Linked DNA regions of Homo sapiens: region 2 is linked to region 1. A link is a contact called in ENCODE Hi-C or POLR2A ChIA-PET data. All regions are on one chromosome and are shown on one strand. The core of a region is the stretch at or near the end of the contact, and the rest is flanking DNA. Distances in the headings are between cores, read along the strand shown.

Region 1 (5,616 bases), core at 3,059-5,558:
ACTTTCATCAAAGTTCAATAACGACGACAGTGTGGCATGATCATATTGCTGTAACCAACAAGCTTTCAGATTTATGGAGAATGACCATGTTATAGACTTTCACTTATGTCAGATTTATGATAGGAAAAATTCCATCTTCATTACTGCCTTATGACATAGCCAAATAATTCTGTAAGATATACCTCTTCCTCATATGTTAAATATTTTGTAAAGTTTACCAATTTGAGATATAAAAATTTCTTTTGGTTTTTTATGATGAGCAAATATAAGTTAATGCCAAACGTTATGTTAAAGTTATTTTTTCAAATACAGGATTTGGGGAGAGAAGCCAATTTTGCATGGCTAGTTGAAAATGGTATTAGATACTTATTTCCTTTAAACTTTATTTAAAACAAACAACAGAGTTAATCTGTCACCTGAAGTTGCCAGATAATATTTTCCAACAGCTGAAGTAGGGATAGTTTTTTAAAAAATTTAATGATGGGTAATCAAAACATTCACATTTATTCTGCTGGATTTAAAAATATGTACTTTTTTTTTTTTTTTGAGATGAAGTCTTGCTGTGTCACGTAGGCTGGAGTGCAATGGCACGATCGTGTCTCATTGCAACTTCCGCCTCCTGGATTCAGGTGATTCTCCTGTCTCAGCCTCCCGAGTAACTGGGATTACAGGCATGCGCCACCGTGACCAGCTAATTTTTTTGTATTTTTGTAGAGATGGGGTTTCACCATGTTGGCCAGGCTGGTCTCGAACTTCTGACCTCAAGTGATCCACCTGCCTCGGCCTCCCTAAGTGCTGGGATTACAGGCGTGAGCCACCATGCCTGGCCAAAATATGCAAATATTTTTTATCCTGTGCTACCTAGAATTACAAGTAGAGGATTGTTTTTACAATTTTGTCTTGTTTTAGTAATTGGGGACAATGGGATAAAATGACATACAACAAATGGTTATCCCACTTGTATATTTTTTTAAAGACTCTTATCCTGTTACCCTTACATAAAACCAGTTATGATAATTGTATGTTTGGAAGATAAATTGTATGCTGAGCCTTAAAACCCAGTGTGACTGTAGAAGATATAATGCGGACATGATTTGAATTTAGTGACAGCTTGGCTGATGTCACTGAACCAGAAGGGTTTATACTGAGTGAAGGAAAGGTAAAAAGTAGTATTTTGTATATTTTTGTAACAAAATATAAATGAAGATATTTTACCATGAAGAGATTGCACTTATCCTTGAGAACAGTCTAAATATAAATGAAGATATTTTACCATGAAGAGATTGCACTTATCCTTGAGAACAGTCTAATGATACTTTTTTTACTTTCAGACTGTTTCTAGCTAAAGTTCTGATAAAAGTATTGAGTTAATTTAAACTTTCAAACACTGTTTAGATCAGTTGAAAACTAATTCTTAATAGCCATTGTTTTATAATCTTTAGTTTAAATTCATCTGTTTGACATTTGGTTTTTTGTGAACTTGAGTCAGTCCTATTGAACATTTTGACCTATATTCTTGCAAATTATGTTAATTTTTCATATTTTAGTTTGATTTTAGACAATTATTTTCAAAAAGAAACCTGACTTTTTTTCACCTTCTTGACATTGTGAGTGATACACGTTAAAAGGCTATTTGCCCGCATCCTCCTCTATCCTGTTTCGAGGTAGAGAGCTTGGCACTTCTGTTACAAGCTGAGAGTCTGGAGGTGCTGAGTTTAACGTGGCTGTGCAGCTGATTTCAAGGCATGAGCTGAACAGCGTTGACACAGCCGTGACTTACAATTAAACCCTTTCAATTACAGTACAGATTCTGTGTGCTACTTGATGAGATGTTACCCAAGGCCAGTTTGGACTTACTGCTTTTTGTCCCTCATATTAAATTATCAAATGATGCCGATGAAATGCTTGAAAATGATTCTGCTCTCAAAGTTATGCTTCCCTAGAAAGGTGTCATGTCGGGCACTTGTGTTGGGTGACTATGACATCCCAGCAGTGCTGGTCAGGTCTCAGAGTTGCTTTCACCTAGAGCTGATGCTTCCACAAGGGGACATTTGTGTTACTTTGCTCCAGGGGTCTGTCATAAAAACAATGGTAACTACTTCATCCCTAGGAAGCCCAAGACTTCAGGGCACTGTTAGCTGATTGGTAAATAAGGGACACGATATTCACGGGAATTGTTTACTGCTCCCCACTAGTAATTCTCATGGGGCCACTTTTTTAACTCTTTCTAATTAACACCTCTTCTCAGCATAGAGCAGAGGATGCAGTCATTTCTCTGTTGAAATCTATGTAGTATTTATGTAGAATGTCATTATATGAAAAGCGAATTCAGAATCCTAACTCTGGGAAAGCGCTCTCTGGAAATGTAGTTTGATAATAGTGTCTTATAGGGGCCACGGGAATTTGTTTCTCTATAAAGCGATGGGCTCCAGTGTCATGTTACCAGAGTTATCGCTCAGTTTTGTTTGTTAAGGCTTTTGCTAGAACCTATTATGTATCCAGTTTTTAAAACATACTTCATTCCCTTGATAGCAGAGATCCAGAGCACAGATGGCAAGTTGTGTGGATGATACTGAATATGTTTATTTTCCTAAAGATAAATGTCACGACACGACATTTCTCAGTTTTTATTTAGATGTTTATTACCATGTGTTAACAGAATCTTAAAACCCAAGGGATTTCTTCAGTAAACTAGACTTTGATTCAACCTGCTGGGCTGGAGACTGTAATTGCCGTGGTCAGTTAAGGAGTGCAAAGGGTGTTCTGTCTGATAGGATCTGGGTGAGCCCTGCGGACTTTCCAGCAGCGAAAGGACTTGGAACTCCTCTTTCGCTGAATGCTGCTCTGTTTCTGGAATGGATATTTTATAACAACATTCTGGTGTCAGCATCCCCTCAGCAGTTGTTTATTTAAAAATTTTTTTATTTTTTTTGAGACAGTGTCTCACTCTGTCACCTAGGCTGAAGTGCAGTGGTGCAGTCTCGGCTCACTGCAACCTCTGCCTCCTGGGTTTAAGCAATTCTCCTGCCCTAGCCTCCCGAGTAGCTGGGATTACAGGCGCCTGCCACAGTGCCCGGCTAATTTTTGTATTTTTAGTAGAGACAGGGTTTCACCATGTTGGCCAGGCTGGTCTCAAACTCCTGACCTCAGGTGATCTACCCACCTTGGCCTCCCAAAGTGCTGGGATTACAGGCGTGAGCCACCGCGCCTGGCCCTCTGCAGTTGTTTAATAAGGCACAGAATACCTGTAGCATAGGTCAGCCTTACGATGTCCATGAATTACATATTCAGACGTTTTAGAGCCTGATACATTTTGGAAAAGAAAAACAACTTCTACACCTATTCTACAGTCCGCATTTAAAACAATAAATTCCTCTATTAAAAACGTAAAGCCGGGTTTGCTTGCGTGCCACAGGGAATATATCCAGGAAGGTTATTATGAAGCTGTCAAATCAAGATGATGGGAATAAGGCAGTTTGAACGAACAGTCTTCCCACAGTCAGGCCATTTTTGCTGATTTGGTTTAGAATTTTCAGAAATACTTAGTACACTCCACCTGTTCTTTGATGGGAATATCTAAGAAGGCTAGGTAGGTTCTTAGGGTTAGCCTGAGTCATCTAGGGGCTCAACTCCTTGTGAGGGGAAATGACAGTGAACAAGTTAGTACTTTGCTCCACAAATGCATGAAAGGACAAATTTGCATCTTCTATCAGTATTTAACTTCCTTTTGCTAATGACAAATAAATATATCTATATTTTTAAACGTGGGTGTTTTGCTTTATTATGCTCTAGTTTGGCAAGAAAGCTAAAGAACTCTGCTCCTTCCCTGATTTTGTAGGCCATGAGGAACTCGTGCTTTCTCGGCTTATTTCCTCCTCGTCTGGCCTCTAATCCCGCCTCTGCCACCGCCGAGGTGCTGTGACCTTCGTCTCGCCAACTCTCTAGCCCCAGCTTCATCTGCAAGGTGGGCGGGCTGCTTGCAAACCGGTCGGCGTGGGGTGGGGTCGCACCCTCGGCTGCAGCGGCCCGAGGGCGGCTCCTGGCGGCGAGGGTCCCGCTCCGCATCCAGGGGCGTGCGCGCTGCCGGGGCCAGGGAGCAACCAGCCTACCTCGGCGGCCCGGGGGCCTGGTGCGCGCCTCCGAGATCCCGGGGCCGGGGCGTGGGCTGCGGCTCGCGGGTTCGGGATCGAGGGGCCGGGCGCGGGGCACTGCCGAGCTTGCAGCCCCCAGCGCCGGCGCCGTCGGCGGGGCGAGCTGCGGCCGTTTCCGGGGCGCCCATTGCTAGGGCCGCCGTTGCCACGGACGCCCGCCCTGCGCCCGGCTCCCTCTGCACTGCGCGGCGCCATGGACGACCTGCGGGTGCTGTGGATGCGCGACCGCGTGTATGCGGCTTTCGGCATCACCGACCCCCAGCTTTTCGAGGACCTGCTCAACCGCGACGACGGCCAGGGCGAGGACCTCATCTTGCACTTCCTCAACCAGGCGAGCGAGGAGGAGGGGCCCTCGGCGCTCTTCATCTACCGCACTATGGTGCCGGAGGAGGTGGAGGTGGAGATTGGTGAGCCTCGACGCGCCGCTCCCTTCCCCGGGCTTCCCTCCTGCCCGTCCCGGCCTCTCCGGCGGGCGCCGGGGCTGCTAGAGCCTGCCCATCGTCCGGCCCCGGCCTCAGGTGCTGTCCACAAACGCTGCCGCCCGCCACGTGCAGGCCCCGGGCGAACCCAGCAATCACAGCCGTCCCTGCCCTCCTGGGCCCACAGCCCACTTGAAAGTCAGGCCTTGATTGAAAAATCACAGCAAACACTGACTTAGCCCGCACCCCGTGCCAGGTGCGGTTCCAACGCTTGTATCAACTCCTTAACCCTACGAGGCGGGTGTATCCTCATCCCTATTTTACAGATGAGCAAACTGGCACGGAGGGGGTTAAGTAACCTGCCCAAGGCCCACGGGGCGTCAAGATCCACTGTGCAATAATCCGAACGGCTGGGTAGAGCCATGCCCAGGTGTGGCAGGGACCCAGGTCACTGTCACTCTCCTTGACGGTCGCAGCCTCTCACGGAGGGTCCGAAGAGCACCCCTTTCTACTTCTGGAGGCTCCTTATATCCTAAAAAGTAAAATAAGGCTAGGACAAAGTTTAAAAACTACAGTAGACTTTAAATGTTTATGTTGAACAAATTAGCATCGCAAATACAAAAAGACAGTGACCAGGGTCCCAGAACCCTCTGTGGAGGCGGATCCCCAGCCCCACCTACTCTCTGATAGGCCAGGGACACTGAGAGGGCAGGGAGGGGCCAGCACAGGTGAGAGGAGGAGGCAGGACAACTCGCTTCAGAAACAGCTAGAAGGAGACTGGGACCTCGAAAGCCGCCTCCTCGCAGGAGCACCAGCTGGAGCACAGCTACCGGGACCTCCTGCCTGGCTGTCCAGTCTCCTGGGCTACTTTTCCAGCCCCTTAAGGACTTGGGGATCCCTTGCAGGGCCTCTCACTGGGTTCGGGTGGCAGGGCCGGCAGACCTTTGATTTTTTTTTTAAAGGTACCAGGCAGATTCATTTATTGTATTCTATTTTTTAACTTTTTTTTTTTTTTTTTTGAGATAGGGTCTCACTTTGTCACCCAG
Region 2 (5,653 bases), core at 570-3,069, 160 kb before region 1:
CCACGTCTGGCCTTTTTTTGTTTGTTTGTTTGTTTGTTTGTTTGTTTTTTGAGACTGAGTCTCACTCTGTCGCCCAGGCTGGAATGCAATGGTGCGATCTAGGATTACTGCAGCCTCCACTTCTCAGGTTCAAGCGATGCTTGTAGCTCAGCCTCCGGAGTAGCTGCAGGCACCTGCCACCACACCTGGCTAATTTTTTGTATTTTTAGTAGACAGGGTTTCACTACGTTGGCCAGGCTGGTCTCAAACTCCTTACCTTAGGTGATCCGCCTGCCTCAGCCTCCCAAAGTGCTGGGATTACAGGCATGAGCCACCGCACCTAGCCCAGATAATTTCTTTTTCTTTTTTTTTTTGAGACTGAGTCTCGCTTTGTCACCCACGCTGGAGTGCAGTGGCGCAACCTCCACCTCCCTGGTTCAAGCGATTCTTCTGCCTCAGGCTCCTGAGTAGCTGGGACTACAGGCATGCGCCACCACGCCTGGCTAATTTCTGTATTTTTAGTAGAGACGGGGTTTCACCATATTGGCCAGGCTGGTCTCGAACTCCTGACCTTGAGATCTGCCCGCTTTGGCCTCCCAAAGTGGTGAGATTACAGGCGTGAGCCACCGTGCCAGGCCAATAATTTCTTTATGGCCAGTTTTTTCACAGAAAGGTGGAGAGAGAGTAATATTTTTAGGTTTTATGGCTGACTGTGGAGAAAAGGGATTCCTGTTTCTATGCTCCGTCATGGGCAAGAGGGATTCTTGAGTTTCTATGGCTAGCCTCAGAGAATCAGAGATCAGAGAGGGAGCAGAAGGTCAGAGAGAAACTTGCTTCTGAGGCTGCCTCTGGGGCCTTCATTTTGGGGTTTCGTTTTCAGAGCCTCAACAGGAGCAAGCCATGCACATAGGTGGAGGAGATAGGCCCTCATAGAGGGCACATAATGAGTGGTCAATAAAAGTTTGCTGAGTGAAGGCCGGGCGCGGTGGCTCACGCCTGTAATCCCAGCACTTTGGGAGGCCGAGGCGGGCGGATCACGAGGTCAGGAAATCGAGACCATCCTGGCTAACACGGTGAAACCCCGTCTCTACTAAAAATACAAAAAATTAGCCGGGCGTGGTGGAGGGCGCCTGCAGTCCCAGGTACTCGGGAGGCTGAGGCAGGAGAAGGGCGTGAACCCGGGAGGCGGAGCTTGCAGTGAACCGTTATAGCGCCCAGCCTCCAGCCTGGGCAACAGAGCGAGACTCCGTCTCAAACAACAACAACAACAACAACAACAACAAAAACAGCTTTCTGAGTGAAGTTGTATGTGGACATGAATGGCCCAGGCAAACAGTGAACAGAGGAATGGGACAGTGTTCTTAGTTAGGACTCTGACCCTAACTTCCGGGAAAGTAAACCAACATTCAGGACGTACCGGCCATCGGACCGCAACATTCAGGACGTACCGGCCATCAGCGGGTGCCTGTTTTGCAGGGCTGCTAACCCGGGTCCCCGACACGTTTCTCTGCCCACGGTAGCCAGCCCCGCTGTCCTTCGGCCTGGACGCGGTCCTGTGCTGCCACCTGCCTCCGAGGGGCAGAGAAAGTGGGAGGGCCGGGCCAGAATCCCTCCCGCCAAAACTCCTGCCCGGTGCGGAGAGGCGCCCGGAGCCCAGGGCGCTGTGCGGAGCGGGTGTAACTCCCCAGGCCTGCCCCGCCGCCTGCCTCCACCGTCCCGCGGACGCCTTTCCTCCCTCCCGCGGCGTGGGAGCCTTCGCCGCGCTCCGGAACTCTGCTGCTCCAGCGAAGTTCCCGGCCGGCCGCTGGAGCTGCGGGAAGCGGAAGTGCTCGTTGGGGGTGCACAAGGCGCGTTCGAGCAGCGGCGACCGACGCGGCGAAGGAGCGCGCCATGGAGCATGTGACAGAGGGCTCCTGGGAGTCGCTGCCTGTGCCGCTGCACCCGCAGGTGCTGGGCGCGCTGCGGGAGCTGGGCTTCCCGTACATGACGCCGGTGCAGGTATCGGTTCCCTGGCGTGGGGGAGTGAGGCTGGGAGAGGGGCAGGCACCCGCTGCATCGGACCCACAGGAGGTGATCGGACAGATCTGAGCCCTGGGGCGCTCATCCCTCCAGCTGGGGCTCTTGCCTTGTCTCCAGCTGCCCAGACTGGCGGAATGCGGAGCTGCCCGGCCAGCGAGCCGGCAGAGGGGCCGCGACCCACCCCGCCCTCGGGTGCTGTGGTCTCAAGCCTGGTTCTCATCCTGGCCCTGCTCGCTGTAGCTGTGAGACCTCGGGCAAATGGCTTAACCTCTCCGTGCTTCATTTTCCTTCTCTGTGAAATGACGAAAAAATAACACCCTCCTTATGGGGTTGCTGTGGGGACTAAATAAACCAGTCGGCACACTATGGGAGCTCAGTAAGGGTTACCGTTGTTATGCATCTCTTCAAGAATATTTCTTGAGGACCTGCTATGTGTCAGGAACTCTTCTAGGCTCTGGGGAGTTTGCAGTATTGGCATCTGCTCATAGCCTTACTTTCTAGTGCAAGAGCTAGAGAAAGGATAATTTCAGCTGCTGGTAAGTGTTATGAAAGAACTAAGACGGTTGTGATAGTGTCGCGCGAGGACTGCAGAGGAGGTGAGATAGGGTGTTAAGGAAGGCCTCTCTGAGGAGGTGCATTGAGCTGAGACCTCAGTGATTGAGAAGGAGCTGGCTCTGAGGTGACTAGGGGGAGATTATTCCACTGGAGAGAAATACCAGTGCACATAAATGCCCTGCGGCAGGCTGCAAATAGTTTGAGCAGCAGAAAGGAGGCCTTTGTGGCTGAACATCAAGAGTAGTGTAAGAGATGGATTGTGCAGGGTCTTGTAGGCGCTTGGATTTCATTCTAAATGTAGTGGGAAGCCATCTTATCTGGGAGGATGTTTAGGAAGGGAAGGGCTGTGATTTCTCTGTAGAGAGTGGCCTTTCCAGGCATAAGAGATGAAGCAGGCAGGTCGCTTAGGAGGCCATTGTCAGGTAAGAGATGATGGTGACTTGGAGTAGGGTGGAACCAGTGGATACTGAGAAGTCACATTTGGGATAGCTTTAAGGTTGCTAAGGGACTGGAAGTGGAGGTTAGGAAAGAAAAGACTACAGGACCTGAGGTTTTTATTCTTTTTTTTTTTTTTTTTGAGATGGAGTCTCGCTCTGTTGCCCAGGCTGGAGTGCAGTGGCGCGATCTCGGCTCACTGCAACCTCCGCCTCCTGGGTTCAAGCAATTCTCTGCCTGAACCTCCCAAGTAGCTGAGATCACAGGTGCCTGCCACCATGCCCGGCTAATTTTTTGTATTTTTAGTAGATACGGGGTTTCACCATCTCGGCCAGGTTGGTCTTGAACTCCTGACCTCCTGATCCACCCGCCTTGGCCTCCCAAAGTGCTGGGATTACAGGCTGAGCTACCGCACCCGGCTGATTTTTATTAGTAGCTGAGTGAATGGTGTTACCATTTCCCAAGAATGACTGGCGTGCGTATCAGGTTTCAGAGGGAAAGTCAAGAGTTCTTTTTTTTGTTTTTTGTTTGTTTGTTTGTTTTTAACTTTTTTGAGACGGAATCTTTCTCTGTTGCCCAGGTTGGAGTGCAATGACACGATCTCGGCTCACTGCAACTTCTGCCTCCCGGGTTCAAGCTATTCTCCCATCTCAGCCTTCCAAGTAGCTGGGGTTACAGGCATACACCACCACGCCTGGCTAATTTTTGTGTTTTTAGTAGAGACGGGATTTCGCCATGTTGGCCAGACTGGTCTTGAACTCCTGACCTCAGGTACGCCCGCCTTGGCCTCCCAAAGTGCTGGGATTACAGGAGTGAGCCACTGCGCCTGACCACAAGAGTCCTGTTTTTAAACACTGAGCTGGGTACAGTGGCACCCGCCTGTAGTACCATTTGTTTGGAAGGCTGAGGTGGGAGGATCCCTTGAGCCCAGGAGTTCAAGACCAGCCTGAGCAACATAGTGAGACCCGCATCTTCGAAATTAAAATAAATAATGGCCGGGCACGGTGGCTCACGCCTGTAATCCTAGCACTTTTGGAGACCAAGGTGGGAGGATCACTTGAGATCAGGAGTTCAAGACCAGCCTGGGCAACATAGGGAGGCCCTGTCATCACAAAAATTTTTTTTAAATAAATGAAGTCTTGAGTTTGAGATGCCCATAAGATTCCCGGGAATGTGGAGAATGTATTTCCAGCAGGCAGGGCTGGAGATGAAAACTGGGAGTGCTATGTGCCCTGCCTAGGGAATGTAGTGCGAGCAAGACCCAATCTCTGGCCTCAGAGCTCATTGTCTAGACCTGTCATCCACTACACAGTCATCAGACATGGCTATCAAGTGCTTGAAATACACTTTGTCCAAATCAAAGTGTACTCTGAGTATCAAATAACACACTAGATTTTGAAGACCTAGTATGAAAAAAGAATGGAAAATGCTGATTTTTAAATATTGACTAAATGTGAAGGGACAATATTTTTGATATATTGGGTTAAATAAAATATTAAAATTTATTTCACCCATTTCTTTTTACTTTTCTTACTATGGCTATTAGAAAATTTAAAATTGTTTATGTGGTTCACATTTTATTTCTATTGGACAGCAATGGCCTGAAGCAGGGTCCTCACTGTTGGCACTATTGACATTTTGTGCTGGAAAATTTTTTGTTATGGGGCTGTCCTGGGCATTGTAGGATGTTTAACAACATCACTGGAATCTGTCCATCAGAGGACATCACCTCCCAACCCTGGTTGTATTTTATTTATTTATTTATTTATTGAGGCAGGGTTTTGCTCTGTTACCCGGGCTGGAGTGCAGTGGCACAGTCACAGCTCACAGTAGCCTCGACCTCCCTGGGCCTAGGTGATCCTCTTACCTTAGCCTCCTGAGTAGCTGGGACTGCAGGCATGCACCACCACACCCACATAATTAAAAAAATTTTCTTTGTAGAGACAGAGTCTCCCTGTGTTGCCTGGCTGGTCTGGAATTCCTGGCCTTAAGGGATCTACCCACCTGGGCCTCCCAAAGTGCTGTGATTATAGATGTGAGCCACCACGCCTGGCCCACCCTGGGTTTTGACAACCAAAAATGTCTCCTTACATTGTCAAATGTTCCCTCAGGGGTTGAGCAGGGGGATAGCAATCACTGTGTAGAGGCAGTTAGAATAATATTACACCTGCTGTGATTTAAGTGAGCTCAGGCCCTGGGGACCAGGGCTGAATCCTGGAGGGAGCAGCCTCCAGGCCAAGGCCTGAATCTAATTGAGGTTTTTTTTGATTGCTAAAACCAGGTTTCTTTTAAAGTCTGGCAACCTCTACAGTGCTTAAAATGAGAGGGTTTATTTGAATCATGATTCTGTGATACTAGAGCTGGAAGGGACCCTAAAACCCAATGTCTTCAACGCCTTCCTGGTTCAGAGAGGAAAGTAGGAGCGACAGGGCTAGAATTCAGGACTCCCACCTCCCAGCTCAGCTCACTGTCCCCACACGCCGTCCACATAGACACAGTTGCCACGTTTGATTCAACTTCTCTATGGTGACTTGGTTACTCAGAGCCCCTTTTGTGGTGGGACCCACTGTGACCTTAGCTGCCCATTATGTTCCTAGGGCTTCGGGTCTCACCTGTGAATTGATGGCATCCTTTAACCAGTGCTTTGCAATCTCTCTCTTTAGTC

What was found. A loop is a pair of places that touch in the nucleus more often than their neighbours do. ChIA-PET counts read pairs that join two places held with the same protein, here RNA polymerase II (POLR2A). Pooled maps may share reads with other maps.
Region 2: a pooled map shows a loop between it and region 1 (4-fold over the local background). The contact joins the promoter of DDX55 here to the promoter of DNAH10 in region 1. A Hi-C loop is called at or near these places in 2 of 37 single-sample maps with no recorded cell type and 3 of 50 pooled maps. POLR2A ChIA-PET finds 5 or more read pairs at or near these places in 3 of 52 experiments (BJ, Panc1 and activated CD4-positive, alpha-beta T cell).

What each region holds. Positions count from the first base shown.
Region 1 is chr12:123,757,993-123,763,608 of GRCh38, forward strand. DNAH10 (dynein axonemal heavy chain 10) reads left to right here and starts at 4,309. Exons shown (of 79, transcript NM_001372106.1): 1 at 4,309-4,558. The coding sequence starts at 4,345. ATP6V0A2 (ATPase H+ transporting V0 subunit a2) reads left to right here. Exons shown (of 20, transcript NM_012463.4): 20 at 1-3,763. The coding sequence ends at 40. RefSeq lists a silencer at 3,890-4,309.
Region 2 is chr12:123,600,280-123,605,932 of GRCh38, forward strand. It overlaps DDX55 (DEAD-box helicase 55), which reads left to right and starts at 1,820. Exons shown (of 14, transcript NM_020936.3): 1 at 1,820-1,977; 2 at 5,652-5,653. The coding sequence starts at 1,870. RefSeq lists a silencer at 2,182-2,291 and an enhancer at 2,532-2,581.